3 separate regions of the Mus musculus genome follow, and all the other regions are linked to region 1. The links are chromatin loops, found by intact Hi-C in ENCODE. Cell type or tissue: left cerebral cortex. All regions are shown on one strand.

Region 1 (8,000 bases):
CCTGGCAACTGCAGACGAGATTTCAGGGTGTGCTTTTGTCTCTTCCAGGCTGCACCTAAATTGAAGCAGACAGTGTATATAGCCTTTGTATCTGACTTCTTCACCTGATATGATGCTGCTGAATTCCTCCAGCTTTGTGTGCTATGCAGAACAGTAGTTTGTTCCTTTTTATTGAAAATAGCATCCCATTGATAGTTCAGTCATTTACCAGGTGACTGTTGGAGTTGCTTGCCACTCGTGGCTAACTCTGAATGCATGCATACAAGAAACACACGTGCGGGCCCCGTGTCCGCATGCTTTCTTTTCTCTTGGGTAAATACCCAGCACTGGGACAGCCTTCTAAGAAACTGCACAGCCCTTGACTATGTCTCAGCCCCTGTGCTCTCCCATAGCTGTTGTCCCATGTCCCTGTCACTCACTAAGCGTGTCGGTTCCTTATTTCATCCATTCAGATGGACATGTATAGTATCTCCACGTGGTTTTAATTTGCAGTTCATGAATAACATCAACATTATTAGTATCACAGGTGTATCTCGAAGATTCAAGTTTTAAATCTACAGCTGTGAGATGGGGAGTGTGTGGATGGAGAGAGGGGACTGGCTGTCTCTTCATCCTTCCTACATCCTTGCTTGGACCCTATACTCAAACCATGTTCTCTAGGTCACTGGGAGTTTAACAAGCAGAACGAAGGGCTGCTGTATTCACAGTAGGTTCAGCCTTTGACTTTTGGAAGCATAGCCTGCCTGAAAAAGGGTGAAGCCCATGACCCTTGGCTGAACTTCTTGCCTGAGCTATCCAAAGGGACTCTGTGCAGTCCAGATGGTGGCTGTTAACCGTATCAGCTCTTGACCATTTGAAACAGCCATAGAATGGCTGAGGAACTGAATTTTTTTTACTTGACTAATTTAAATGTGAATGGCTATATAAAGTTTTATGGTTTCCTTTCTGGACAGAACAACCTCAGGCCCTAGAGTGAAAGGGATGGGGCTAAGGCTCAGCATAAAGAGGGCAAGATCATTCTGTGGGCAGCCATCAGTGTGGGGACGGACAGCCCAGAGAGCAAAGAGGTCTCCTAGGCGGCACCAGGTGGAAAGGTATTGAAGGGAGGAAAACAGTTCAGGGTGTTGTTGTTGTTGTTGCTGCTGCTGCTGCTGCTGTTGTTTTGTTGGGGGTTTGGTTGGTTTGGTTTTGATTTATGCTGGGGGTCAAACCCAGGGCCTTGTGCTTGCTAGGTGGGCACTTGACCACTGGGCCACATCACTAGCCAGGGGAGAAGTTCAGTTGGTAGGAAAGTGACGAGCCCTGGTAACGAACATGAAGAAGTGAGCCCAGAGGTGGTCTGAGGCCTTGAGGAACCTAGGCTCTGAGCTGTGGTGACCATCCCGTGAGACATTTAGAGGAGTGGGGGAAGAGATAGAGGCAAAGACATTCCAGAAGTTGTAACGGTTGATGCAAGAGATTTAAAAAATAAAAGACCTGATGAGAAAACATAGCCATGGGAGGGAGTGGAGCTACACCCTGAAATGGGTAAGAAGACCCTGGACCTATGGCTGAGCCCCACTGACGTAGGGAAGAGCTTGGCCCTGTAGGCTTGGTGAGGGCCCCCTTTTCTGTCCTCCGTCCCCACTCACTTAAACATATACATGCTTTGTACCTATTTAGACTTCTGCAGAATTAGCCTTTATTAACAGTCTTAGCAGCATCACAGACATCACGGTGTGTAAGCAAACTGACATATTTTATGACATAAAACCAGTTTTGATTTCCAGTTTTTTTCTACAAGCAAGAATTCCTTTGGCAAATACAGTTCTTGGTGGATTTGTCCTGAAGGAGACATTGTAAGACATTACGGTGTCTTTCCCCCCTAGGGATTGATGTGAAGCAGGTCACCATCGTCGTGAACTTTGACCTCCCTGTAAACCAATCAGAAGAGCCAGACTATGAGACCTACCTCCACCGTATAGGGCGGACGGGACGCTTTGGGAAAAAAGGTCTCGCCTTCAACATGATTGAAGTGGATAAGCTGCCCCTGCTTATGAAAATACAAGACCACTTCAGTAAGTAGCAGGTGTTCCCATTCCCAGTAGGAGGAGCTCAGGGTCTGTGTGGACACTGAGGGGTTGTGTGACGCAGAAGCCATGAGGGAAAGCTTCTAATTCATAGGATCCAAGTCATAACATAGGCCAAGCGATTATGTAATTCCTTTATGCTTGTTACGTAGAAGGTCCGTGTCAAGTAGAATTCACAGAAGCTCATTCTGCTGTCTGTAGAATTTTACGCTATAGAGTGAGTGGTACCACAAAGTAGGATTTATTGTGTCCCAACTTCCTCTTTTGTTCACCCTCTCAGACAGGACAGGCCTGACTTGTGAGCTCTGCAACCCCTTTCCAGCCCCACACCTAAAGAAGCAGGCTCAGCTAGTTTGGGGCCCCAAACTGGCAGAATCCACACGTGGGAACCTTAAGATTTTCACCACCCAAAAACTCTGCCTCCTCCCCTGTGCATACTTTCAAAAGCCAAGTGTAATGGCACATGCTTTAAGTAAGGGCACTCAAGAGGCGGAGGCAGGAGGATCTCTGTGAGTTCAAAGACAGGCAGAGCTACATAGTGAGACTCTGCATTGAAAGAAAACAGAACAAAAAGTTACCCCAAGCCCAAGAGAGCACAGATGTAGGCGGGGAGCATGGCAAAGAGGCATCAGCACCATCTTCTTGGATGGAACTCTGTTGGAACCAGTGGATATGCTCCCCAGGAAGGGAACTCACAGAACATTTGGATCGGAATTTGTAAAGGTTTCAGGCTGACTGCTGCATATTCCGCTGACCCTTCAAAGAGTTGCCTAGGCTCCCCATCTTAAGCCACCTGGGTGGTGGGATGAGAAGCACCCATGAGGGCCACTGCTGCTGTGCCAAGCTCTTCAGAATAAGAACAGTGAGCAGGCTTGGTCCTCCGCTGCTGTGCGAAGCTCTTGGGAAGTAAGTACAGTGAACAGGCTTGGTCCTCCGCAGCTTTTCTCACTGAGCCCGTCTTTTGCACAAGGTGTTTAGGTATGTGCATGCTGGACCCAGTCCACTTGATGCTGTTTGCATGTGTGTGGGTCAGCTATTTGGCAAGAATCCCTTACTTATCTTTGGCTTTCTATACAAAATTCTCAGGAGCTCTTCTTCTTCTTCTTCTTCTTCTTCTTCTTCTTCTTCTTCTTCTTTTTTTTCTCTTAGATGGGGTTTCTCTGTGTAGCCCAGGCTGTCCTGGAACGCGCTCTGTGTAGACCAGAGATCACACCTCTGAGAAACTCACAGAGATCACACCTCTGAGAAACTCACAGAGATCACACCTCTGAGAAACTCACAGAGATCACACCTCTGAGAAACTCACAGAGATCACACCTCAGAGAAACTCACAGAGATCACACCTCTGAGAAACTCACAGAGATCCACCTGCCTCTGCCTCCTCCGTGCTGGGATTAAAGACGTGCACCACTGCACTCTGCTTAAGAACGTGTATTTTCAAAGGTGTCAGTCTCTGCAGAAACTTATCACTGGCCAGAATGAACCACCTGGGATAACCCTGGTCCCTTTCTCTTTCATTCTTTCAGATAGCAATATTAAGCAGCTTGACCCAGAAGACATGGATGAGATTGAGAAGATCGAATATTGAAGAGAGAGAGAGAAGAGAGGCCTTCGTTGTTTGTGGGCTAGTTTACGTGAGAATGTTTCAGCAGAGTTTGAAGATAATTTTCTATGTTGAGACTCTGTCAAGGTGAAACTGTCACAGATAAAAAATAAATGCCATGACTCTCTTCACCCGAGACCTGAGGGCTCTTTGAAACTAAGCTGATTCCTAGCATGAGATCCTTTTAAATGAGAGTGCAAGATTCCTTCTAGCCTGTTTAGAGGTAACCATGTGATGTTCCCTGGGCGACTTGCTCACAGGGCTTTCTGTTTAGTCTATACGCTGTGTAGACCATGCCTAGTCATGAACCTGGCCACGAGGGGGCAGTAGAACGCCATCAATTTTTAGAATTTAAGCTGGCAGGCTAGAAAAGCTATCCATTTTCAGGCCTCACTCACAGAGTGCCCTCTCTGCATATTCATTTCCCCATTCCCACCCCCATGCTCTCAGACGAAAGAATACTTTAAAACTTCTGGAGAGAACATTTTGTCTTTTAATATTCCAGGTGACATCTAGAACTTATAAGTATTTTCTTCTCCTGCTTGCTACTATCTTCAGATTAGAAAAGATCTATTCTGTCATGTTATCTCATGGACTTTAAAAATGTGGCTTTATTCTAGATATTTACAAAAAGTGAGCAATGAAGTCTTTGAAAACAACAAGGCGGGACCTGGGGAGACGGCCCAGTGGCTGTGTGAGCATGAGTGTCTGAGTTCACATCCCCAGCACTCATGGAAAGGCCAGACCTAGTAGAACAGGACTGTCCAGAGCTGGGAGCCAGAGACATAGATCCGGGGAGCTCTCAGGACAAGTCAGTGTATCCGATAGGGCAAGCTCCAGGTTCAGTGAGACACACTGTCCCAGGAAACAAGGTAGTGAGTGGTACCATCGGCCTCTGCCCTCCACATCCCCACAGCATCTGCACACCTGCACATGCATGTACTGGCAGGCATGCACACTCACACATACATGTACACCCACACACGTGTATGCTTTACACGAATCTACCAAAAAATTAAGCACAACCAAAATAAGCCCAGAAGTAACATGTCAGGGAGTCAAAAGTTTGTTTATAAAAATCTCACTGTAGCAGGGCATGGTGATGCATACCTGTAATCCCAGCATTTAGTAAGCCCAGTCAGGCAGAGTTTCACAAGTCTGAGGCTAGCATAGTCAACACAGCAAGACCTGTCCCCAAAAAAATTTTTTAAAAGTTTGTTTCAAGGAAAATTTTAGATCTTCCATGGATATATTTCTAGGAGCAAGAAATGTTTTTAGGTTCCATGTTTGCTACTTAGAAATTAAATCATGAGCTTGAAAACATGGGGTGAATGGCTAGATTCACACAAAGCCAATTCACGTGTGCCAGAAACCTACAGCCCTGCCATACCCCCAGGCTGCCAGTGGTACCTCCGGTGAGTTACTGCCACCCTGCTGTGATGGTCCACTTGGATATCACTGTGCCCAAGTTAATCCCTAGGTTGCCGGCTCCTCGGGCAACACTAGGTATGTATCATACATCCTTGTGCTAACCAGCACGGAAAGGGGAATGTAATGGCAGAGACCCAGTGTAGGGCAGCATCCAGAAAGTTAAATGGGAAGAACATGTATCTGATGTCACACTTTGGGTCCCTAATGGCCTCTAGGCCAGCTGTAGATAGGCTCGACCAGGTCACCTATAAAGGGGTGGGACATACTTAGCAACATGGCAGTCTCCTGATTCGGGTCCCCTTAGGCAATGTTCTAGACCAGCTCGTCCCGGGAATTACCAAGAGAACCTAGGAAAACCTACCAGTCCCTTGTCCTGGGTACACAAAGCCAGATGCTGAGGATAGGATCCAGAAGTACGTAGGTAGAGAGCAGAAAGTGCTGGCAGAGCGATGGGTAGAAAGAGCACTGCCTAACAAGATGTGGGGTCAGATTCTCAGAGTCAGTTTGCCAGTGGAGCTGTCACTGGGGGAATCTCTGCTCCACTGTTTCCACTGCACCTGCTTTCTTCCCTATGATTAGAAAGTGCCATTCCTGTGTACTCCGTACCTCATGCAAGATGGTACCCACGATAGCAAATCCATGAGTATTTACTTTCCTAAGAAGAAAATATTTTCTTCTTTTGCTGTCTCCTCATTCAGTAGCATTTATCCTGGTTTGAACCCCAATAGTAATACATATGATAAGCATGAGAGACATAATAAGGTATTTTTGTCTCCCGATTTGAGAAAGGAGTTCTTCATCCTACCCAGCTCAGCCTTGGTGTATCCTGTATCCACCCCACATATACACTAATTGCAGTGTAGATCTCTGGTAAGGCCTGAGCGGGTCCCCATAGCCACAAATCTTTGGTAAGCTCCACCTGCAAACACTAGACAGTCTTCTGTCTTGCCCTTTGTCCCTCTCCTCCCATCCCCTTGTCTCACCACCTAGGAGGCAACAAGGTCACAGCGGTATTGAACTGCTGTCACGGTTTGGTGAGTCAACAATGCAGAGACTTTTGCTGGAGCAGCTCCCTGTTCAAAACTGTAAGCAGTTTTCACATCTCTACAATGGCATGGCCGGGGTCATCTCTCTGAGTGCTAACTGGAAGAAAGGAATAAACGGAGAAGCGAGAAATAGCCAGATGGTTTCAGAGCTTCATCAGCTGTGTAGTCCTTGGCACCGGAGACTAAACCAAATCCAGGAGGTTTATATTGGCCGGCTCAGTACTGTTAGCCTAGAGAAGTCGGTGATTACATGTGGCAGGGTTGTGATTTGCTGGGGAGCCATGAGTAATCACCTTGCCCGAGCCATGCTGCTGTGATGTTAGGTGCAGGATCTAAGGCAGCTATTAATAATTGGAAAGGCAAAAGAGTGGCCAGTGGTCTGGTAGGATGTCTGACAGCGAGGGGCGTTATTGTATTTAGAGAAAGTGCTGATCCTCCTCAGTGGAGCTTGGTCACCACGAAAGCCACTGGCAGTCTGCACATATAAGTGATGAGGGAAAGCATAGTCTTAGAGGATTATGGGAGTGGGTTGGGAGTGGGGAAGTGAGCAGTCCCTTACAAGACACGGGGAAAGTACAGGCTGTATCAAACCTGCATCTGGTTCCCGGGCTTCTTGGTTCATGCAGGTACCTAGATTAGAAAAAGAACCCAGGCTGTTGGGCTGGAAACAGAAATACAAGTCCAGACCTAGGGCCTCTGAGGCTGGGCCTGGACCTTCTTCTGTCTGGCACCATTAACCAGTCAGTCATGCATACTAATCTCAGTGGGCCTCACAGAGCTAGCACTGGGTGTCTTATCAGTCTTTCAAGGAAGCTACAGAAGGTTCTGTTCTCTTCAATCCTGACCGCTCCGGCCCTCAGCCACTTCCAGGGAATAATCGGGAATAGGTACGACCTGTGCCATTTTGCTCCACAACCCGTGAAAGATAGCCTAGCTATATATATATGCTTAGAGGAATACTAGCTTTTAAAATCCACACTGGGAGAATTATATATTGCTCCACCCCCTTGTGCCTGTCTGCTGGCTGCCTCCCCCTCTCCTCCTGCCCCTCACTTCCTGGGGCAATGTTTTCATCCAGATTCTGCCTTCTTATTTGTGGGCATCCCTGGTCAGCTGAGCCATACCCTGGCCTCTTCATATAGCATTGCCTGGCCCATTATCTCTAGACACTGTTCTGATTTCTCCTGTCGCTTTGCAAACTGTTTATAATATAAGTGAGACTGAAGCATCATTCACAGTTTCAGCTACATTTTCTACATTGGTGTGGGAGGGGCCACATGCATGCCACAACACACACGTGGAGGTCAGAGGACCATTTAGTAGTTGGTTCTCTCCTATCACCGTGTTGGTTCTGACATGGAACTCAGGCTATCAAGCTTGGTGGCATGTGCCTTTGCTAATGAGCCGTCTCCTGGCCCCTAACCATAGCCGCACCCTGCAGGAGTGTTATTGTTGAGACGACAGGCTCTCATTGTACAGCACTAGCTGGTCTGGAACTTGCTATTTAGAGCAGGCTGGCCCCCAAACTCACAAAGATCCATCTGCCTCTGCCTGCTGAGTTAGATTAAGGCATGTGCCCATTCTCCATTTTTAATGTCCAGCTTCTGCTTCAGACAGAATTTAGCACACTTCTAGTAAAATAACAGGAAGTGCACATGAAGTGTCCTGGAGCTTGGTGAGAATAATTGTCTAGCTGCCCCCACAGAAGGCCCCAGGGCCCAGCTCAACAACTGCACAGCCCACACTGACGAGCGTTCAGCCTTCCACTTCTGGGGAAGTTAGAAACAAGCAGAAAGCTATAATACTATAAGGAAGATGAGCTCCAGCGAGACTCTCTTAATGGCAACCCAA
Region 2 (8,000 bases), 500 kb after region 1:
AACCCAACACGGGGAGGCAAGTCTATCTTGAATCACACCCACAAGCCTAGCAGAGGGCTGTGGCAGTCAGATGTAGGTTTTGCATAACCTGTGAGCCAAGTGCAATTCCTTGCTACCAGTGGTTTTCAAGTTACAGTACCACACTGCTAGGGATTCTTGGAAACGTTTGGAAAGTGATGTCACTGTTTTAGTGGTATGTGGTATGTGACAGTAGCTTCCTAAACACGACTGAGAAGCACAACTGCATAGTTGATGTGCGCTCCTCTGAGCCTTCTGTTGTTGTTGCAACCTTAATTGTAGCTACAGAAAGTGATTTGGTGGTTCAAAATTATCTTGGTTCTGTACAAGCTCTGGCTCTAGGAAATTAGGTCTGCCTTCCAAATTAAAAGTCTGAGGTGTGTGTGTGTGTGTGTGTGTGTGTGTGTGTGTGTGGCCCTCAACTAATGAGGAGTCCATTATGAAATCAAGATGCATCCAGCTAATGATATATAAAACAGTAGTCCCTTGATGCTTGGCAGAGGCAGTGCCCCACAGCACCTAGCCATTCATGTGGTCATGGTGGGAACCCCACACTGCTCTCCTCTGGGCTCTACTGTGGTTAGGTGTAATATTGCGCGCGCACACACACACACACACACACACACACACACACCTTGAGGTAGGTCCTTGCTGTGTATCCTAAGCTAGCTCTGGTACTCACTATGGAACCCAGGCTGATCTTGGGCTCATGGCAACCCTCCTGTTTCTTCAGTGCTAGGGTTACAAATTGTGTCACTACACTACTTTTACATATACTATTTATCATGAGCAAAGAAGTGGATCAGGATATAACACTATTATAAATCAAAGAACTCGGGGGGGTGTGTGTGTGTCACGTGCGCACGAGAAAGAGAGAGAGAGAGAGAGAGAGAGAGAGAGCTTCATCTACTTTATCCTGTCCCATTCTTTATCAAAAAAACAAAAATAAAACAAAAACCTCGCTCAGTGTCAGCTCCATAAGAAAGTACGGACAAATGAATCTCTGTGGTGCCTATTAGCACACTAAAGTATGTGTAGCATGCAAGCCTTGAGGCTTCCTCAGTACCTGTGTCTCTTCTCAGCCCTTGCTACCCTGCCCCCTACCCTAAACTTCTCCAGATCAAGACCCTCCCTTCCACCAACTTTTTATTTCTATCTTGGTGCTCTCTCTCTCTCTCTCTCTCTCTCTCTCTCTCTCTCTTCCTCCCTCCCTCCTTCCCCCCAACCCCCCCCCCGTCCCTGCTCTGTCTTCGGCCTCCACTCTATGCTCTCTCTTATCTTCCTCTCCTCTCATTCTCTCTCCATCCCCTTGATCCATACTGCCGGCCTTGTTGAGTCTAACTTTCTCTCCCTGCTCTCTCTCTAGCTGTATTGCAAACTTATCGGCAATAAAAACCTTCCCCTCAACCATACCTTGGAGTGGCCCTGTCCTCATGCCATACAATTAGGATCTTTGGACTTCTTTGCCTGAGAAATAAGCTGACAAGACGTGATGATGTATACATTTTTAATCCCAGCATTCCAGAGGCAGAAGTAGATAGATCTCTGAGTTCAAGGCCAGCCTAGTATACATAGCAGTTCCAGGGCAGATCAGCAAAGGGAGACCCTGTCTGAAAAATAAAACAACTCAAAAAGAAATAAGGTAGATTGTGTGTGTGTGTGTGTGTGTGTGTGTGTGTGTTGTGGTGTAACACAATTGGTAGTGTGCTTGCTTAGCACACACAAAGCTCTGGGTTAGATTCAAGATACCACATAGAGTGTGGTCATCCACACCTGCAGTCCCAGTACTCAGGAAATGGTAGCCAGAGAGGTTATCCTGGGGTACGGAGCCAGATTGAAGTCAAGTCTGAGTTACATGAGACTCTGTTTTGAAAAGACAAAGGGAAAAAGGAAGGTAGGGAAATGACCTTGAGACTCAGTCAGTGGCAAATTTGGGAGGAGCCCAGATGCCTTGGAAGCCTCAGCTGCTTCACTTGGAAGGACATCGGGAAGAGCAGCTGAGCTAGTTACAAGTGCTTGGCAGAGGGGTTAGGGAAACTTGAACTCTGGGAAGCAGGTGTTATTGCTTGTTCATATCAGATTCCTGGGGAGAGCGAAGAGACTAAAGCATACCGAGGCATTCATTCCTCCTCTCTAGGAAGGACGAGGAGGATGGGGCTGGGCAGAGAGAGTGAGAGGAGGCCTGGAGACCGCCTCTCCAGGTGCAGGTATTAGACTGGGCTCTTCCAGTACCATCTATGATTCTGATCCTTCCTAGAACACTCTTGGCAGCTACCATGCACTTTAACACGTCACTTGCTTTAATGTGAGTTTTTCTCTGCCTGAGGTGAGTCTCAGGGGTAGCTGATGGCATGGAAAGCTGTGTTTCTCCTTTCTCTGTGGCTTCGCCATGCCAATGGAGCCCCTGCGTGATAGGAGAGCCAGAGAACCTTTTTAATTAAGTTACTTGGAAACCCCGCTGCAGCTCTCACCCACACTGCTTTGTCTATATTTGCCCCCTTTCAGTCTTTCCTCCAAAGTTCAGTGCCCATTTAGTGTCAAGAATTCAATTTCTTAGTGCCCTGGCAACAAAGCCTTCCCTGATCCTCAAATTTCTGTGCAAAAGTGGTGAAGCAGGTATCTTTAAGTCAGTCCCCTTGGTATCCTCTTGGGAGATGATTGCCCTCCTAAATCCAACTTCCTAGATGGACTAGTATTTTCCTCTTGCATAGTAAAGATAGATTTCACAGGACTCACATTCTCCCAGTGAAGTCATGGCTTCCGGACTGAATTTTCTAACCCCTTTGGGTGTTAATTCTTCACACACACACACCACTAGCACCACCACCACCTTGATAAAAGAACAACCTTCAAATGTCCTTGGTATATTCCAATATATTGCCAAGGGTCATAAGGTTAAGGAACAGCAGAAAGAGAGACTTGTGTTTGTTTGGTATTCCCCAATCAGGGAGGTCAAGTGACCATCTTGATCAGGATGCCCCTTCCCTGTGGGTGGCTTGACTGTCCTGAAGAAGAGCACTGGGAACCTGGAGTGGCAGGCAGATCCTGTCAGAAGCAACTCATACAGCCAGGACTGGCTAGCTCAGTGGGAACCACAAGCCAAGCATGACATCTAATTCCCCATGGAGTAAGGGGCACCTAATGTGTATATAAAATCCAAAATGTATCCTGTGAATGATGTATGTTCACAAAAGGTGATTTATTTTATTGTTTGTTTTGAAGTTTTGAGGATCAGACCCAGGGCTTTGCACAAGCTAGGCAAGCACCTTGCCCCTGAGTTAATGTACCCTCATCCTTCACAAAAGGCCTTTCAGGAAAAGCTGCAGAAGGATTAAAACAGCAGGGCTCGTGATGAAAACTTTCAGTGCATGTTCAAGACCCAGATCAGACACAAGGGGAGGTGGCTCAAGGAAGAGCCACAATGATGGAGGGAGAGAATTGGGGATCCAGCATCAAACACCCCCTCACCAGGAAGGCAATCCGTAGCTATAGAAAGAAGGGCAACTTGACATTGTCTCCTTTCCCTGTTTGTGACTTGGCCAGGAAGTCTGAAACACGAGAAAGGGAACAGAGGACTGGAGCCCTCTTTATTCAAAGAGAGCTGTTTATCAGTGACTTCCAGAGATTGCTGCAGGTTTTGATGCTAGAATGGCCGATGCTGGTGTGCACTTGGAGCTTCTAAAACCAATTCAGATAAGATGCTTTTAAAGTCAGGAGTGGTGACACACACCTTTAATTCCAGCACTCGGCAGAGGCAGAGGCAGAGGCAGAGGCAGAGGCAGAGGCAGGCGGATTTCAAATTTTAAAAAAAGTGCTTTCAAAAGACCTTTGTATAGAGGAAGGAAATTTGATATTTTTAGAGCCTTTTCATTAGTTTATGCCTAAATGTTTTTCCTCTGATAGACAAACTTACAGGCCCTTTAAACAATTTATATTTGAATTAAATTTTTTTTAATTCAGAAAAAAAATTGTCTTATGGGGAAAGTTTGTAGAGCGGAGTCTAAGGGCAGCACGTCCTTTCCTCTTTTTTCCCCTTGACGGACACATCACACAAACCACACATTCCTGGGAAGTTCTAATCAATCTGCTGGATGTGAACCCTCTGCTTCACTTCCTGCTTCATAATAGCAAATACCATAGCAGCATATTTTCCTCCCCAACCAGGAAGTGAGGGATGAATTTCCTGTTAGCTCCACTCTGTTCTGAGAAACCATCCAAGGACAACACCAGGTCTGTCTGCATCAGGCTGTTTACTTCATTTCCTTGAATCCTTAGCGCTCCTGAAACTCAAAGGCGGTTTCTTTATAATGGGTGCTTTATAATGACTTGTATCAGCAGGCTTCTCAGAAGCAAATTTGGTGTGGCAGCTTAGCTCTTCATTCGAGAGCACTTCCTATTCGGAGGCAGTTGAAGGGCGGTGGAAATAACCCTGGCCTTTGCAGACTGATAGCAAGCCTGAGAATTAGAAACTGGGCTCTTGTCCAGTGACTGTGTGAGCCAATAATGAAGTCCCAGATATCAGAAAACTGGATCCTGGCCTGAGTAGGGGGTGATACACAGAATGGCTTTGTTTCTCAGGGAATTTGTGGTCTTTCCAGGTCATCCAGGGACTTAAGGTGGAGGCTGAAGGCCAGCCTCCTTGAGGGAGTTGTGGCTTGTCCTTGTCCAGCCTGCCCTTGAGTAGCACGTGGCCATTACTGTTAGCCGCTTCCACCAGCACTCTGGAGAAAGTGGCTTTGTGCTTGTACTGCAGCGTGGAGACATCGCACACTGCAGTTAAGTGTGTCCAAATCTTACTGTTGCTTTTATGATCTCTGTGGTCTTGAGCAAATCTTTTGGCTTCTTTAAGCCTCATTTCCACGTGAGGATGTGGCTGGGTGGTGGTGGCTCACACCTTTACTCCCAGAACTCGGGAGGTAGAGACAGGTGAATCTCAGTGAGTTCGAGGCTATCCTGGTCTACAGAGCAAATTCCAGGACAGCCAGGGCTACATAGAGAAACCCTGTCTTGAGAATAAACGAACAAGTACAAACAAGCCAAAACCAAAAAATAAAAAAAGAAGAAAGGAAGGTGCTTCATCAAACTGTAAGATTCAGTATAATGTAACTATAGAGCACTCATTTCATAACACAGGGTTCCCCCTCCCTTCCCCCACTTCTCTTTACTATCGTTTTTCTACCTCCACTTCTTGTGAGAGTCAGCAAGGCTGGAGAAAACTGAGAGATGAACACATTTGGGCTCCTTCTTAATGTTCCAGAGCCCACCCCACCCCAAACTCAAAGCGGAGGGAGCTTTGAGTACAGAAATTGTCCAGCCCACAGCATGTTTTCCTGTCCACGTTCTACTTTCTTACAAACACTGGGTGACTTGTTTCTTCTGCAATTCTTGCTGTGTCTGTGCATGGGAGAGTTGGTCATTGCACAGCCTAGTCTGATTGGGGTCAGCTTGGTGCTGTCTCTTTGTAGTTTGTGATTGTCTACATTTTTCTTCCCCCTTGGAACATGTCAAGGCCCTGGAGGGTGATAGGCTAATTTTGTTCCAGGGGACAGTTTTCTTTCCTGTTCTGGTTATTGTGTCATAGTCCCTGATTCCAGAAAATAATGGATACTTCTACCCTATAAATTCAGTATATATTGGGCTAGAGAGCTGGCTCAGAGGTTAAGAGCACTGGCTACTTGCTCTTCCAGAGGTCCTGAGTTCAATTCCTAGCAACCACATGGTGGCTCATAACCATCTGTAATGGGATCTGATGCCCTCTTCTGGTGTGTCTGAAGACAGCTACAGTGTACTCATAAATTTTAAAAAGTTCAGTATATGTGTTATAAGTGTGCATTTTAGAGGGGAGAAGGAGAGAAGAGAAGGGGAGAGAGAAGAAGAGGAGGAGGTGGAAGAGGAAGAAGAGGAGGAGGAGAAGAAGCAGAAGAAGAGAAAAGGGTCTAGAGGAGAGTACTGTGGTTAGGATTAGGAAGTAGCTTACTCCACCATGTCCAAGTGGAAGATCAGGGGAACGTAATGGGTCGATCCTCTTTAGTCATTTCTCCCTTATCCTGACACATTAATGCAGTTAACATGCAGTCCTGGGTCTTTGCTCCCCATTGGCAAAGGCTGAATGCATACGAGAAGAGGGAATTCCTGTTGAGATGAACCTAGAGAGGGTAGGGTTCAGCAATCCCAGAGTCTGTGACAAGCCAGAATGGTACCAGCAGCAGGACGCAGGGTCTGAGTACGAAGTTTCATTTCTGATGGGTTTCTTATCTTTCCATCTTGGGGACAGCAGAGGATGATATCAAGGGAACAGAGGTAGTTTTGAAACATTAAGAAATATAATTGAAGCAGAAAGTTACTCTGGGTGGAGTAGCTGTAAAGGCTAGGTGTACGATCTAAGGTTAAGATCACCCAAGGAAACAGAGTATGGATAAGTACAAATTTGATGATGAGGAATCTCATGGTGGGTAAGAACCCCCAGCTGATGAGGTTCTCCCATCCTTAGGAACAATTTGGGTTCTTGAGAGTTCCATCTGAACCCCACTCCCTGTACTAAAACACTAATTCATCTATCCTGTCCACTATGATGATGTTTAGCTTTCTCTCTCTCTCTCCCTCTCTATTTATTTTATTTATTATTTTATCTAAGTACACTGTAGCTGTCTCCAGATGTACCAGAAGAGGCGTCAGATCTCGTTACAAATCATGTGTTTGCTGGGATTTGAACTCAGGACCTTTGGGAAAGCAGTCAGAGCTCTTAACCATTGAGTCATCTCTCCAGCCCATTAAGCTTGTGTCTTTCTTTTCTTCCTTCCTTCCTTCCTTCCTTCCTTCCTTCCTTCCTTCCTTCCTTTTTCTTTTTCTTTTCTTTTTTCCTTTCCTTTCTCTTTATCTCTCTCTTTCTTTTTGTGATGTTTAGTTTTCTACCTAAGTGAGTATACTCTGGGTCTTTTTTTCTTTTTGAGTCCTATACTTGAGTGTTGAGTATTGGTGGTGATCTATAGTCTTTCAAGAGGGCCTGCTTCTTGTAAAGGCTAGAAGGATCTGGCCAGTGTCCAAAGTCATGGTATTGACTTAGCTACATTTGTCAAGAATTAAAGTTGGTGTTTGGTGAAACCTGGTTTTTTCCCCCTCTAATGTAATCCACAAACAGAGTGTTAACTTGTAGATTCTATAATGACCACAACCAGCCCCTACAATGACCTTCCCTCCCTGGGGAGAACTGAAGTAAAGCAAACAAAACATAACACAACAATAACAAAAAGCCCCCTTCCAACCAATCAACTAAAAACATTGTCTGAGCTCCCACAATGTACTTGGACTCTTGAGGTCTTCCTGTGGCATGTGCAGAAACAAAAGCACAGAACAGGTTTGTTGGGGGTAATGGCCCTAACGTTTATTCTTAAGTGGGGAGTGATGGGAAAGAGGTGAAGAAAACTGTCCCTCTTGCACACAGAGTCCTATCTACTGGAGAATGGATCATTGTTCCTTGTGGTCATCAGCTGAAAGAGTCTGTCTCATCCTCCAGCCTAGATTTCAGCACCCCCTCAAACCCACATCTCCCAGGAAGCACGCTTCAGTAACTGTTCAAAAAACCCTGACAAGAGGAGTTCTCACACTCCTCGGATTAGCTCGATTGTGCTGTGGGAAGGAAGGGAGAACACGGGGCAGGGGGTGAGGATGACGGTGAGGGCTCTGAACTGCACAGCCTGGCACAGGGTGTGTTGGGCCAGTTGTTCTCCAGGAGTTCACATTTTCCCTCTTTCCCTTCCTCAGCTCTGAGGACACTAGACTCTGATAGGCCAGTCCCACCACCAAGCGCAGAGGTATCAAGTCCAAGAACAGAACTGCAAGAATACAGACACAAACACCAAACAAAGTGGGGGCGGACTCCCAGGCAGATGCTCCTTTGGTCAGGGCCATTTCTCAGGCCCCAGCCTCTGCGGTATAGGCTATGCACAGTGGGGAGGCTGGGGTCTCCGGAGCAGCTCAGTGCT
Region 3 (8,000 bases), 330 kb after region 1:
TTGTGATGTATGTCATAGAGATAGCAGCTCCCACCTGAAGAAGAGAAAATGGATGGCCAATCAATCAACTCAAGCCCTGTTTTCACTCAACGCCTCCATTTCCTTTAAAGTCAGCCATTCCTCCTTCCCAGTCTCATTATCCAGTCATCCACTTTTACCTTGTCATCAATGGTGTCAAATTTGGTAAGAACAATGCCATCAATGAGCCGAGGTGTCTGAGCCATAGAATGGTCAGCCAAGGCTCTGTTGAACTTGACCTAGAAAGTGAAAAGGTAACATAAGAACCCATCTAATTTGCCAAAGTTTAAGTTCTAAAGGGAACTGGGCCCAAACCCTCTCACCAGTTGATCCACAGCTTCGTTGCCTACTAAGGCCTCCCCTACAAACAGCACCAAGTCAGGTGTATTGACAGTAATGAGTTTGGCCAGGGCAGTCATCAGAGGGGCATTGTCTTGCATGCGGCCAGCAGTGTCTACCAGCACCACATCAAAGCCTTGGTTACGTGCTAGAAAGAGAAAAGCAGTCAACTCCAAGCAAGTAACTCACTCACACTACCAACTTCTCAAGACTTCCTACACTGCTATGTGAAAAGTCACCCAACTGTCACCCATGCTCACTGCCAGCTTCCTAAGATGTCCAAGTGTGGGTTATTTGAAAAGCCTATCCTGTTTACTTGCCCAGACTCTGGATTTGGTTACAAGGTAACGTAAGGAAAAACCTGTCCTATTCTTGGCCACCACCAAAACCATTCAGGGAAAGGAAAGAAGTAGGAAAAAGACCACATTCAGGTTTACAGTTAGGATACACCAGCTTTCCTTTACACACATTACTACCCAAAACCACCCACACAAGTAATTTACCCTGACTTCTCTAGTAATAGCCTTAGTCTGTGCAAATTCCCAGGACAAGGACACAAGCCCCCTTGGTCCCCACACTGTACCAAAGGCAATGGCTTCCATGGCAATGCCAGCAGCGTCCTTGCCATAGCCTTTTTCAAACAACTGCACCATCGTACGGCCACCATGCTTCTCGGGGGGATGGAGGGCAGTCAGGCGCCGGGTGTGTGTACGAAGCTGCTCAACAGCCCCAGCCCGAAATGTATCACAGGCAGCAATGAGGACACTAAAGCCATTCTCTAAAAGCCAAAAGGAAATCTGCAAAAAAGTTAAAGAAAACTGTCACCTAGACCCAGGATTCGAAAGCACAGGGTGGAAAAGCAGGCTGTGGAACTGAGCTGACCTTGGCAAGATTGGTAGACTTCCCTACTCCATTAACACCACAGAAGGTAACAACATAAGGGCGCTGGCGACGTTGGGCATCCATGATATCCCGGAGCATGTCTACACGACGCTGTGGCTGTAGGATCTGTACTAGAGATTCCTGGAGAGCTTGCTTGACTGTTGAAGTCACAGCTTAAAAGGGGGATGGATGGATTCAATCATAAAGTCAAATATACTTGATACCCAACATCTTTCTGAACTAATGGAGTTAAGACCATAGTAGGTTTTCCCTCAGAATTCAGATCACACTGTTCTATTACTTTATTATCTCAATTAACTGTCCTGTTAGGTCCTAAAGGCTGTTCTATCATAGAAGTTTGGGAACTCAAACATGTGTGCCAAAAGGCACATACCAAAGCTGTCTGACTGCATCACCTCTGAGACGCACGAGCACTTTGTGACTTGTGGAGATACTTACTGCTAAATGTCCCCATCACTTTCCCTTCTAATTTGTTGGCAACAGATTCACAGAGCTGGACAGCAATGTCAGCAGCCACATTCTTAGCTGAGAAGAGAAGGACAGCTGTGAGTTCCGAGCTAACAATGATCGGGTCTCAAGAGCACAGCTTAGAAAATGGTTCTATTCCTAATGAACTATGTCATAGTCCGTCAGTCAAGCCAGTCCTCCAGACTCACCAATGAGATGATCACGCATCTTGTCTAGCACAGATTCCATGTCTTCTCGACTCAAGCTCTTGGAACCCACCAGACCCTTCAGCATCCCAAACATGCCACCCAGAGTTCCCTTGGTAGCACTACAATTACAGAAGATCACAAGTATGCGTTAGGCCAGCAGGCAGGAGGTATGGGTCATCAATTCTGCATCCACACCACCTCCCACCTGAAATCCTTCTACCTAGGCTTGGTATTTTGAGTGGCCCCTTCATCATCTGAGCTGCTGCAATCCAGATCTTGAAGCTGTCCCCCAGGCCCAGTTCCTCGAATCTAGAGAACACAGGCAAAGAAAAGAGGTGTGATCAAGAACACTAACAGCTGAGGGGAAGAGCCCAGGATATACCCTGGCAACATTATTTGAGACCTTAGAAAAACCCACATATAGTTCATTCCTCTCTCAAATCCAGATATACCCTCCAGATGTTTCCTTCCCAATTTCTGGCCAATGGTGATCTTCACTCTGACCTTTATGCATCTTACCAAGTTGATATCTTCAGAAAGGGCTGCCTCTGGAGTTCCATTGGTGGTGGGAGTACTGTAATCCAAGACTTCCTTGTTAGCACAGCCACCTAGTTCCCACACCCGGGGTGCTTTTTTGCCCTTCTCCTTTGGAGTATCTGACTTTGTAGATTTACTGCAAAGGATGACATAGGAAGGAACATGAGAGGAGAGTCCCCTGGCCCCAGCACAGCTGGGTAACAGTCACCAGAGACAGGGTAACAGTGCTGACCTGGATTTGTCCAGACCCTTGCCATGCTTCTGAATGAACTCCTCTCTCTTCCTACGGATCAGCTCCTCTTTGGAAAGTTCTCCATTCTCAGGTCCCGCTGAGAGACCTGACTTTTCTGCAGGGGCTGTTTTGCTAGTAGCCAAAGTGCCATCAGAACCTGTTAAAAGAAACCTCACTGGAGGAAAAGAAACATAAATCCCAACCACCCAGGTAATAACTACAGTTCTTCCAAATCCTAAAGAGCAACTTGGACCAAACACCTTGGAGACTACAATGCCTCAAGGGAGTGATAGGGTGGTGAGCATTAAGTTAAAGGAGGCTAGCAATGTCAAAGAGTACCACAGAGTTTTATAATACTATGCTAACATCTTGTATGCCCTAGCAGGGTCAGGAAACTCAAACACACCTTCCTTTTTGGCCCCCCTTTTTTTGTTGTTTTTTGCTTTTTCCTTGGTCTTTTCCCCCCGTGTTTCAATCATGGACCTCACAGGTTTCTTAGCTTTTTCAGAATCTTCAAATTTCTTCATGGTAGTGGGAGCACGGATCTTACTGCTCTCCTCTGCTTCACTAAAGAGAAAAGAGACTAGTTGGTCTTTCTACCCATACAAGAGGACAACTCTGACTTAAGAAAAAGATCCCACATATCAAAAGGACTATAAGAAACAAGCTACAAAATGTGACTGGTTTGAACCCATGTAAATATTGATGCGCCACCGACAGGCAGGCACTCTTAAATCATGAAAATTTTCCCTTTGAACGGAGGAAAGCCTCTCACCGAAGGAGCCGCAGGAAGTCATTTTGGAAATCAAATGTGCCATTCAATAGACTTAAAGCACTCTGTTGTTGGATCTCTGTGCGATACTTATCCCGGAACAGTCGGTGCACATCATCTATCAACTTGTCTACATAGGTCAGCGTGAGGATCTTCTGAAAGCCAACCTGTTTATGGAAGGAGACGGAGCCAATAGATCTCCTTACATGCCAGCCCAGAATGGAAGGAAGCCAACTCAACCCAAGCCTCCAGAGATAGGTTTCCTGCCCCGGGAGAGCCAAGCTTACAATCTTACCCAGAAGTCGCTTGCTTTCTCCCCTCCACATTCCTAACTTTTTTCTATCACTTTATCACATACACAATACCCACAATTAATTAGGTTCATCAGTGGGGATGCTGTTGAGAACATAACTTGTCTTTCTAACATACCCCCACTTACCACAAACACCAGCTCAAACTGGTTGTCCAGTTTATACTTGAGTGTGAGAGCCTCATGAGTGAAAGAGTTGTTACCGCCCCGTTCCTGGAAAAAGAGCGTTTCAGCAGTCAGGCTACATCCACAGCAAAACCAGACTTTGGACTACGTTTGGGAAATAACCAGATATAATCCTGCCCTCAACAAGGGAGTTCTGGGACATTTCTAGCACCCCGTGAGAAAAAAAGACAGACAGACAGACACCAGGTAAGGACAAGGGGTAAAGCTGGGACAGGAGACAGGACACGTGGGAGCCAGGAAGTAAACAGTCATATATAAACAATCAGATCTTCTAGCAGCTGTGAACCATCTACTGTTCCTGAAAGGTGTTCTCGCATCCACAGTTTCACCCAACGTCAAAACAGCAGAAAACCACGCTGCTCGGATGAGTGGAGAGGGAGTTCGAGTCCATTAGGACGCCAGAACGTGGCTAGAGCCCCGGAAACGGGAGGAGTGGGGGGCGTCGCAAAGTTTCGGGATACTGTGATCCAGGCAAGGAAGTCGATCCTGGGTGGCCGGTAACCGACCAGTTTGAGGAGATCAGAACGGAAAGTGCGGAGTGACTACTGGAAAGGGGACCACAGTCTGGGTCTGAGGGACGACAGCCCGGAGTTCTGCCCCGCGGGGGTGGTACCTGCAGCAGTACGGAACGAATCAACGCGTTGACGGGCCCGGTGCACGAGTCGCTCACGCCCTGGAAACACCAGAGCACAAGCCCGCCCTTCGAGAAGATGGTGAAGAAGTCAAGCATGACGGAAGCGGGAGAAGACTTGAGGCCGAGACCGGGGCCGGGAACTCGGGCCGCGTCCGCCGCCGCCGCTTCCTGCTGCGCCAAGCGCGGGACACGTCACACCAGCAGCCCCCGGAAACCGGTTCAGCCGCACTTCCGCTACGAGCCTCCGTGGTCCCGCCCCTTTCCCGCTCAGGGCGCGCGAGATGACGTAGACTCAAGCCTGACCAATAGCACACAGGGGCGGGACTCCAGAGGCGATAGCTCCCCTATAGCGTGGAGGGGTGGAGCCTGAAGAGCACTGCCGGCTAATCGGCGCGTTCGTGTCTATTCCCCGTGGCGCGGACCGATGACAGGAAGGACAGAGTCGGCTTGAGGGGAACCCACCTCAAGCTGAAAGAAGCCGGGCTCTAAGGCCATGTTTCGCAGAGCGCTGCGTCTTGGCTTGGGCCCGGGCCTCCCATACCGGGGGCTACGCACACGCAAAGGAGGCTTTACTCTGGGTAAAGCTGAGGGCAGCAGTGGTTCTGGGGAGCCCAAACCCTCCATAGATGTGACCTTCAAGGTTCGACCCCCTGCCTCGTGCGGGCGGGACAGCGAGTTAGCTGGGGGAAGGGGTAGGCTTGCCTACTAAAGGTCAAAGAGCCGAGGCAAGTGTATGGCTCTCAAGGAGGCACTTCCCAGTGGACAATGCCATATAAATGGAAGCTTGCTGGCGATGATGGATAAGGATAAGAAACCATTACAAAGGTGCCCGGCTTTAGAAGGCTGTGCAGTATGAAGTATACTAGGGACTCGTTCCCTGGGCCTGGCATATCTGAGAATGGGGTTCAGGAGGGAGAGAGATCTGCAAGAGCTAAATAATGTGAGTCACATCTCGCTTGATGGGGAAACAGAAAGTAATTTCAGGAAGTTGAATCTTCCAGTGTTAGAGATCCATGATATTGGGGCCTGGTGGGACAAAGACCAAACAACAAAGTTCTAACAATACTGCTGCATATGAGTTGATCTTATGAGAAAGGATGACATTGGAGGTGTGGCAATCCAAATGCCTATTTCAGCCCCCCTTTTCCTGTACCCATCCTCCAACCCCCAACCACGCAGAAAAGAACATAAGTCATCTAACTGTAACTATGTCCTGCAGACTGGGATGCAAAGGTGTCTGACTTTAAGAAGAAGGTTGATTCCATCCTGCCTGGAAAGAAATATGAAGTGCTGTATGACACCAGCCACCTGCCCCCAGAACAGGCGGATGTGGTCATCATAGGAGGTGGGATTCTTGGTCTGTCTGTGGCCTTTTGGCTGAAGAAGCTGGAGAGTAGAAGAGGTGCCATTCGGGTGCTGGTGGTGGAGCAGGACCACACGGTGAGGTCAGGGAGTAAGGGCAGTCATCTTATTGAGGACACAGACTGTGGCATTGAGGGCAGGGACTGTGCTTTGGACTTTGGAGCTTAAGAAATAGTTCCAGGCTCTTCCTCCCTCAACAAAGACCCGCAGCAATAACATTGTTTTGTTGGGGAAGGGGAAGAGACTTTGCTACTGTTGTTTAATCTCTTTGGAGATGGGGTTTCAATATATGGCTGAAGCTGGCCCTGAACTCAGCATTTTCCATTCTGTGCCTCCCAAGTGCTCCGATTACACGTGCTCCAGAACATTTACCCATACTTGCTCCTTGAAAAATGATTCCCCTTTGCATTTAAATGTATAACTGACAGCTTCCATTGCAGGATTCCATTATATATTACATCATGACAGTCTACGTCGGTTTTTCTTTTCACAGTATTCACGGGCTTCCTCCACAGGGCCTTCTGTGGGCGGGATTTGGCAGCAGTTTTCCGTGCCTGAGAATGTCCAGCTCTCACTCTTTTCAATCAACTTTCTCCGGAACATAAATGTATGTACAGTAAGATTTGAAGGCTGGGGTGGGAGTCCCTTCTTTAGCCCAGAGATCAGTAGCCTAGCTGGTAAGGGGAACCAAGGAGAAGAGTGTGTTTGAGGCAACAAGATATTGGGATCCTTGACTGTCTTCCAGTGTTGGTGCCTAGAGAAGGGTTTGTCCTGATCTGGGCCACTGCTCCTGGAGCTGTGGTGAGGCCAGGGAGGTTCCCTTTTGTCAGCCTCCTTGGAGAGCAGCTCTTTTTCTTTGCACTCAGGAGTACCTGGCTGTGGTGGATGCTCCTCCTGTGGAACTTCAGTTCAACCCTTCCGGCTGTCTCTTGCTAGCTTCAGAAAAGGATGCTGCCACCTTGGAAAACAATGTGAAAATGCAAAGGTGGGTGCCCAGCACTGCCCTGAGCTGCTTCTTGGCTTCACATACTTCACTGAGCTCTTATACCAAGTTAGAAATCGGGAAGCTGAAGGTCAAGTCATAAGAATCTCCTCATTAGTAGCTCTTATTATCAGGAAAAATGGGCCTATTTAACCTTCAAGGCCCCATGACGAGGACTATCGCCCAGTCGTGGACACTTAGCACCCATGTAAGATACTCCCAAACCTAACAAACCAGAATCTCTAGGGAGTGGCCAGGGTACTGGGCTTCTAACAAGAATCCTAATTTAGGGATCAGCAAATTCTATAAAGGGCCAGACAGTAAATATTTTAGGTTTTCTTGTCATTTTGTCTCTGTTTCAACTTTTCTGCTCTGCCATTATAGCACAAAAGTAGCCACAGACAAAAAACATAGAAATAATTGAGTGTGGTCCACAAATAAAAGTAGGCAGCAGGTTGGCCTTAGCACATTGAGCTTCACATCAATTAAGGGTTGAACATCTTTGTGATATGGTATGCACAGGCTCTCTTCTGATATGCTGTGAATCTCACTAGTGAAACCAGATAAATGTCTGCGGATGCTAACTCATTAATTAATTTAATCAGAACATCCCATTTTACATGTGGGGAAACTGGGACAAGATCTAGTAAAGCTGGCATTGAGCCTCAGTTTAAACTAGACACTGGCTCATAGGAGTGTTTCTTGGCACTCTGATTCCCTGGCCAGTTAGTGTTCTAGAGGAGACACTCATTCTGAGGGACAAGGTTGTGCTAGGCAGCAGAGAAGAAAGTGTTTTACAGGAGGCAGTGGTGCGTGGTTCCCCACCATCTTGTGAAAGGAGATAGAGTAGGGCAAGGAGTTGAGAGTACTGAAGGGAGAGAGGAATGTAGAAAAGGAAAAATGAGCCTTCACATCCAGCAGTCAAGAGAAATGGGGCATTTGGGACAGACAGAACTGAGTGAACTGGACGTCCTCTCCTGGAGTCAGGGTCCATGTTTCTCCCCTCAGAATATTCTCCCTAACACATTAACTGAGATGCACACATTTCTCTTAGGCAGGAAGGAGCCAA

The links. Hi-C counts contacts between places; a loop is a spot of excess contacts. Peaks named below come from ENCODE experiments on the same cell type or tissue, not always from the same donor. Only the 100,000 strongest peaks of a DNase experiment are listed, where the experiment ranks them.
Region 2: it touches region 1 in a loop (5-fold over the local background); 8 of 42 quality-filtered maps call a loop at or near these places.
Region 3: it touches region 1 in a loop (3-fold over the local background); 4 of 42 quality-filtered maps call a loop at or near these places.

What each region holds. Positions count from the first base shown.
Region 1 is chr9:35,537,655-35,545,654 of GRCm38, reverse strand. Ddx25 (DEAD box helicase 25) reads left to right here. Exons shown (of 12, transcript NM_013932.4): 11 at 1,869-2,057; 12 at 3,596-3,807. The coding sequence ends at 3,657. Among named protein-coding and RNA genes, the nearest start is that of Ddx25, 17 kb to the left of the region's middle. In left cerebral cortex, a CTCF peak has its summit at 3,983 (motif pointing right); DNase peaks (open chromatin) are centred at 3,994 and 7,134.
Region 2 is chr9:35,035,684-35,043,683 of GRCm38, reverse strand. It overlaps Kirrel3 (kirre like nephrin family adhesion molecule 3), which reads right to left. Exons shown (of 17, transcript NM_001190911.1): 17 at 7,377-8,000. Among named protein-coding and RNA genes, the nearest start is that of Gm51705, 15 kb to the left of the region's middle. In left cerebral cortex, a CTCF peak has its summit at 5,810 (motif pointing left); a DNase peak (open chromatin) is centred at 4,538.
Region 3 is chr9:35,207,972-35,215,971 of GRCm38, reverse strand. Foxred1 (FAD-dependent oxidoreductase domain containing 1) reads left to right here and starts at 4,917. Exons shown (of 11, transcript NM_001291448.1): 1 at 4,917-5,165; 2 at 5,807-6,027; 3 at 6,443-6,556; 4 at 6,816-6,934; 5 at 7,986-8,000. The coding sequence starts at 5,081. It overlaps Srpr (signal recognition particle receptor ('docking protein')), which reads right to left and starts at 4,769. Exons shown (of 14, transcript NM_026130.1): 1 at 4,567-4,769; 2 at 3,897-3,980; 3 at 3,461-3,624; 4 at 3,092-3,252; 5 at 2,686-2,842; 6 at 2,436-2,589; 7 at 2,137-2,225; 8 at 1,917-2,035; 9 at 1,699-1,785; 10 at 1,240-1,412; 11 at 941-1,154; 12 at 342-505; 13 at 159-257; 14 at 1-34. The coding sequence starts at 4,683. In left cerebral cortex, no CTCF peak of the experiment used is centred here; a DNase peak (open chromatin) is centred at 4,904; H3K4me3 peaks cover 2,213 bases; H3K27ac peaks cover 1,356 bases.